Regions from separate parts of the Homo sapiens genome. Here region 2 is linked to region 1. The links are chromatin contacts, found by Hi-C or POLR2A ChIA-PET in ENCODE. All regions are on one chromosome and are shown on one strand. Each heading gives the region's core, a stretch centred on a gene start or an enhancer-like site at or near the end of the contact. The rest is flanking DNA. Distances are from core to core; before and after follow the strand shown.

What was found. Hi-C counts contacts between places; a loop is a spot of excess contacts on that map. ChIA-PET counts read pairs that join two places held with the same protein, here RNA polymerase II (POLR2A). Pooled maps may share reads with other maps.
Region 2: a map of tibial artery shows a loop between it and region 1 (5-fold over the local background). The contact joins two enhancer-like sites. A Hi-C loop is called at or near these places in 7 of 168 maps with a recorded cell type or tissue (B cell, PC-3, aorta and 3 more), 6 of 37 single-sample maps with no recorded cell type and 16 of 50 pooled maps. POLR2A ChIA-PET finds 5 or more read pairs at or near these places in 5 of 52 experiments (H1, activated B cell, activated CD4-positive, alpha-beta T cell and 2 more).

Annotation. Positions count from the first base shown.
Region 1 is chr1:202,542,276-202,545,876 of GRCh38, reverse strand. The region is part of intron 18 of PPP1R12B (protein phosphatase 1 regulatory subunit 12B); the gene reads right to left. Among named protein-coding and RNA genes, the nearest start is that of SYT2, 170 kb to the left of the region's middle. Within about 2 kb of position 2,241, at least 5 of the 41 ENCODE cell types and tissues checked have a DNase peak (open chromatin) inside an H3K27ac peak, as active enhancers do; they include ascending aorta, where a contact is called at or near this core.
Region 2 is chr1:202,504,463-202,507,558 of GRCh38, reverse strand. All of the region lies in intron 18 of PPP1R12B (protein phosphatase 1 regulatory subunit 12B), which reads right to left. Among named protein-coding and RNA genes, the nearest start is that of PPP1R12B, 160 kb to the right of the region's middle. Within about 2 kb of position 1,503, at least 19 of the 41 ENCODE cell types and tissues checked have a DNase peak (open chromatin) inside an H3K27ac peak, as active enhancers do; they include ascending aorta, where a contact is called at or near this core.

The DNA of each region.
Region 1 (3,601 bases), core at 992-3,491:
TTTGTTCTAGCCACACCGATATGCAGCTCTCAGAATAATGCCATTATGTTCTCATATTCTTTTTCTACCTTTGTAATGTACTGTTTCCTTCTTTGTCCATCTAGCTTCTATTGTTCTCCAAACATCAGGCTAATGTATTAACCACATGGCTGATCTAAAACACCCTGAACCTATGTCTTTATTAGAAAATTCACCTCCCTGGTGTTCTAATTCTTGATTTTCTTTATCTCCCCAATTAGACTGCCAATTCTTTGAGGGCAGGAACTGTGTCTTTCATTTATGAATACTGGTGTCCAATATAAAGCCTACTACAAAGCAGATGCTCATAAAATGTTGTGGGAGGATTCACAATAGGGCAGATGGCTTTGATACACATTTATCATGGAACTAAAAATTAGAGTAGAAGGGCAGGACACCGCTTGCAGGAAAGGGAGCTGATGTCTTCGAAGCTCCCAGTCTCTCTGGTCAACAAACCAAGAATTCAGATGCCATCTCCCCCAGCTCTACGTAGGACATGAGTTAACTAGGCCAGTCTCTACTAAGAATTCATGTAATGGGTCCAAATGGGAAAGCTACTTTTATTCCCACAGGTTTTACTATTCTAGGAAGATTCCTTGGGCTGAACAATTACTGCTATTGATTTTCCTTGAGTGAAATAAAAAACCCCCAAAACGAATACACTCCTGCTTTTAATTAGGCGGAAAAAATGGTTAACAGATTGCACTCTTAATTAGCATTGTTCATCCAAGTGTTTCTCATTCCATGACAACGGATTATAAAGTGGAGTAAAAATGGATTCCAGATTGGTAGTGCATCAGATGTAGTGTTGGATGTATAGAGGATACGATAATATGCTAAATAACTGTTTGGTACTTGTCAGAGGAAGGCACAAAGCACATGCAAAAAATAATTGTCAACACTGACAGTCTGGAAGGCAAAGAGGCAGAATGCCTCTGGCCTGCTAACCAAAGTTGCTATGTAGACAAGCTCTCATGAAGGCAACAATCCTTTATCATCCAATTATTTATCAAATGTACCCTAATTAGTTTGTAGGACTGGTTATAAAACAAAGCTAATTGATTAAATGTTCCCTTTATGCACATTAATGGCTGACTGAAAAATATTATGTAACATCTTTGTATTTTTTTGTTTTTGTCATTTTTTTAAATTGACATGTTAGAACTGAAGGAATAGCAATCCAGACTAAATGGGAAAATGCTACTGATCTTGCTTTATAAATACAGGTCAAATCCTATTATAACAAATACCAATTCAATGAAAATGTGCCTAATTAAAAGATTCCCAGGGTTCAGCTAATGACCCACTTACTTCAAGATTTATTCAATATAATAAATATCAGATAAGCACTACAATTTGGACATACTCTAGTATTTGTTTCCTTTAAATATACCCTGCATTGAAAAATTTTTAAATTAGCAAATAAGAAAAATTTGAGAATACTGACCAAAGATTACCTGGCTCTTACTTTTAGGATAATTTAAAAATGCTAAACCATCTAAATTGAGTAGTTCCTAATTTATAGAATTTATAAATGTTAGACCCAATAATATACATAGTAATTAAAAATCAAGAGCTAGAAGTGTCTAATGTATTTGTAGTTTAGAATTTTTTCTTTAACTACGAAGACTCAGAAGAAAAATAATTTTTTTTAATGTTGGAAAATTACTGTCAAAAGAAAGTTTTACTACTAATTGTATGAACCCAGCATCTTATATTAGGGTTGTTTCGTGGTATGAGAAAAGAGACTGAGCTTTCAAATTCTCATCAATATCTACCTGGTGTGGTTCCCATTAGAAATGCAAGTGAATCTGAAAGTTTTTCCGCTTTTCCTGAGTAACAAATCAGAGATGATCAGAGCTGTTACTAAGGGAACTTCTCAACTTTTAGACACAAAAAAGATACTGAACTAATGGAAACTTCATATGAAAGCCAAAAGTAGCAGTAAAAAAAATTACTTCATTATTTAGGATCAACAGAGACCAAAATAGCAATATTAGGAGCATACCACTTATAACAGTCATTCTTACTGTCGGTAGGAGCGAGTGAGGGCATGCCAAAAGGATGGATGAAATTTTCTCTAGTGAGGAAGAGGGATGTGTTTGTTTCTTTGTTTATTTATAGACGGAGTTTCGCTCTTGTTGCCCAGGCTGGAGTGCAATGGTGCAATCTTGGCTCACTGCAACCCCCGCCTTCCGGGTTCAATCGATTCTCCTGCTTCAGCCTCCCGAAAAGCTTAACAGGTGCCCGCCACCATGCCGAGCTAAGTTTTTGTAATTTTAGTAGAGATGGGGTTTCACAATGTTGGCCAGGCTGGTCTCGAACTCCTGACCTCGTGGTCCACGAGGCTTCAGCCTCCCAAAGTGCTGGGATTACAGGTGTGAGCCACTGCGCCCAGCTGGGATGTATATTTTTAAAAACCATGTTTAATAGCATAATTTTGTGTTCAGAGAATTAAAAATATTTATTATTTTCAAAATACAAACTAGAGAAGGTAAACAAAAATCTTCTTGGCTGGTGAGGACATGCACTATCTTCTATATATGAGTGATTTTTCATTAGGGAGTATATCATCAGCTGCTGTTACGAGTTTAAAAGTAAACATATATAATAAAAGTTTGTTTTCTAGTCACTGAAAAATCATCCTGCCTTTTGTTTTCTCAAGTTAAAAATAATAACTTGTTTGACTTACAGTTTATAGTTTGCCTTTACTACTGCTTGAACATTTGACAAAGGGTACAGTGTCCAAAATATTCTCTCCATGTGAATAGCTATTATTTTAAAAATACTCTCTGAGGATATTTTCCTTATATGGGGGCATTTACTATTTAGCCCTGTTAACAACACTCAAAAAAAAGAATCAAACTTCTAAATGCTGGCTGAAATTTCAATCCTCCGTTTTGAAGAATGTTGGATCAGGTGCTGTCCCTCTGTAACTCTGTGCCATCTCTAGAAGAAACTGTATGTATGTATACAAACAAGTTAAAGAAGTTTGGAAGAGGACAGTAAGAGAGCTGTCCTGACTTTAACTCTGAAATGCACACAGAAACTTCCCAGTATCTTTACTGTAAAGACTCAAGCATTTCCACTTTTCTAGAGAAATACAAAGACCCTGAAGCCCATAAGGTCTCAGGTTCTGTGGGCTCCATGGTCCCAGAGAGTATGACTGGGATTTGAGAACCAGGCACAGGAGATTCAGTTATGGCCTGCCAATTCCCTCCCTTGGCCTATAAATACAGCTTTCCTCCTTTCTGCAATTTCAGTTTCCTGTGTCTCCATCAAGGATAAATTTTGGACTCCCACAGCTACTTAAGCTTTTAACTGTCATCTTTGCCCTTTAGCATGTTCTTAAACTTGACCTTCAAATATATTTGAGATGTACTCCAATGTTGCTGGGAATATGGGGTTTTAGAGTCAGAGAGCTTGGTGCTTTAATCAAGGCTCTGCTGCTTACTAGTTGAGCAATGCTAGGCAAGCCATTTCTCTTCTATGTATCTCAGTTTCCTCATATGTAAAATAGGGATAGCAATACCCACCTTTCAGGGTGGCTGAGGACCAGCCAGTTACAACCAGGCATCAAAAG
Region 2 (3,096 bases), core at 254-2,753, 38 kb after region 1:
AATTCACTAGAATGTTAATAATTTCTTCTGAAAAGTATAGTTATGGATGGTTATGGACAATTTTTTCTTAGCTTTCATAGCTGAAACAATCCCTTTTCATAACAAATATTTTTAACACCCCCTTACTATCCTGAAATAAAAATCACTGATATAAAACTAAAATCATTTTAAAAATAACAGAATATGAAGAAGAAATAAAGAGCAAAGCACTTTATAATAAAATATGTATTTTAATGTGTTAATGCTTGGGCCAGTAAAGTAGAAGGCATAAAGAAGCAGTCAGAGATTTGGATGCATCATATAGTTACCATGAAGGCAGAGGTTAAATGCAGATCTACAGAACGTGTAGCATGATGTACGCATTATGTAAGTGGCATTGCTGTCAGGGATAAATAAAACTAAGAGCAGTTTCTCCTCATTTACATGGTGGTTGAATTTTTAGAACTGTCTTCCTCCCCACTGCCCCTCAAAAATGAGCTTAAACATAAAATCAAGTTTGGTTTTAGACTCAGATAACTGATAGGTTTTCATCTATGACTGTCAAGGGAGACAGTCAAAAGTCAAGCAAGCTTCAGGATACTTGTTTGATATGGGGCATTTTAGGATATCTAGCATCTCTCACCCTTTCCACTTAATGCATGCAGAACATCCCCCATCGCTGTATTCCCTGAAAGTAGCCCTATGAATTTTTACAAACTCCTTTAGCAATTCTCCTGCTGCTTTTGAGAGCTACCACTTTATATTTTTCTATACTTCATGAATTTTCTTTAATGAAATTTACTATCTTTTATAAACATTTTTTTTAAAAAGCTCCAGCAGAGTTTTAAGCTCATCTCTGTTCCTATAATAAAAAGACATAAGGTCACAAGTCACTAACACAAACTAATATCTTGAAAGCAATTGGAGGCAGAAGAAGAAATCAAAAAAAGAAAAGGTCAAGAAGTTAACTATACTATCCTTAGTAGCTGGATAAACCTTTCACATCTTTGGATGAGATGCATGAGAGAAGTCCAAACAGATACCTCAAAGATCAATTTATTCTATCTTAAAAAAGATTTATGATTAAAGCAGAATTCACTGATGTAATGGGACACTAGGTCCAAAAATTACAGGGTCTCAAAGGAATACATGTGAGCTTTGATTACTGAGATTTCCTGGGCAACAGCACGACCTAAAATTAATAGAGTCCATAAAAGGAAGATGCCAAAAGAAACTTTGTTCTTAAGATGGTTTATACAGCTTGGGCTACAGCAAGACACAACCCATATATAGAAAATCACAGCATCTGCAGTATTTTAAGAAACTATAGTTGCAAAGCAAGAGCAAATGTACAGTGAGAGGAAAGATCCTTCGAGGCCAATGTGGAGTCAACCACTAGAGAAGATTCCTCAGTGCATGCTGGATAACAGGCAGCTTCCCACATACAGAGTTGGTTGGCTGCCATTTCTCAGTCTCTATCTTTTTCCCTGGGACTGCGCATCGTCATCAATTGCAGAAATCCAGGACAGCTTGCTTTTCTACACGTGGAATGCCTGCCAATTCCCAGAGGCTGGCTACCACAGGACTGTTTATAACAGCCATTGCTTATCAAGTTTACCCTTACTTTTATATCCTTATGAACATTATCATGTTATCAAATTTCTCAGACTTTTCAAAACCCTTTCATTCTGGGGACGAGCTATCTTTCCCTTTTAAAAAAAAAAATCTGCCTAAACAGGTTAAGAGGAGAAAAATCTATATTTTATTATCTCTTTAAGTCTGTTAAAAGCAACAGAGGCTTGCTTAAAAAATAGATTTTGGTTGTTATGTAATATACTGCAAAAAAAAATATTACTTTACTACATAAATAACTATTAGATAGCTCACCTACCATGTCTTTAAACTTAGACAAACTGTTGTTCTAACTCCACAGCGCAATCTTGTCTGGGAAATACCTTACCATATTAGGCAATCGAGCCCCAGAGAGAGAGGAAAACAAAACAGACTTAGGATTTTACCTAAAAGGAGAATGGCAAAAATACTGACTGGTGGTGGAGAGTGGACAGAAAGTTGCTGGATACCCTCCAGCAGATAAAGTGGTTTCACAAGATTAAAAAATTCTGCTCGAGAGAAAGGATCCAGCAAATAGCCAGAAGCAACGCTGTGAAAAATTGGAGAAAAAGGGCTGCTATTTACTCAAAGGAAGAAGGTGGGAAAAAATAGTAAAGATCTCTGAAACTAGGACTGTTGGAAGCACTGGCAAAGAAGCATAAATGGGATGGGTTATTTAGGCATAAAAATGAAAGCCTGCTTGCTTGACAGAGAAGCTGCAGGGACTTGACTTGATCAGATGCTTAACAGGTTCCAAACACAATTTGAAACATTTAGTTCTTGTTCCTTTCCTTTCTACTCATTTCTTTCCCCCTACTTCAGCAATCTCCTTTAAACCTTATTCCTCAAAATTCTTCAGTTATGTGTCAGAACACATGTTGGAGTTATAGAAGATTTGGGGCTACTTCTGTGACTCTCCAAATAATCCATTCTTTAAGGATAAATTAATAACTTCAAAATCATGTGATCCTAAGGCCAATAAAAGTATTCCGAAAGCCTTACTCTCATCCAGATGTAGGAACTTGTAGATTTGGAAAATAATTTAAATGGATTGTAATCATCTCTATTTAAATGTATTAGCTCATTTTCATTTCACAACTCTAAGAGGTAGACTATTATTATCCCTACTTTACAGATGAGGAAACTGAGGCATACAAAGGTTAAATAACCTATCCAAAGTAGTTAAATGGTTAAGCTGGGGTTAAATGCAGGGAGTCTAGCTCCTGGGTGTGTCCTCTTAACTATTATGCTATATTATTTGTCATAACAGTATGTAATATGATATAAGAGATATAACAGATATAAAGATACAAATTTGGAAGGTAGTGCAACAGCTGTGCACTAGGACTACAACTATGTGACACTAGCAAGGTACTTAATCTCCTGGGCCTCAGCTGTTAACTTTAAAATGACAGTGTTAACTAGGTGACCTTTAAAGTATTTTTTAGCTTTAAATTTAGTCTGTAACTGTCATTCTAGCCACCCCAGAGAAATCAAATTTTAATA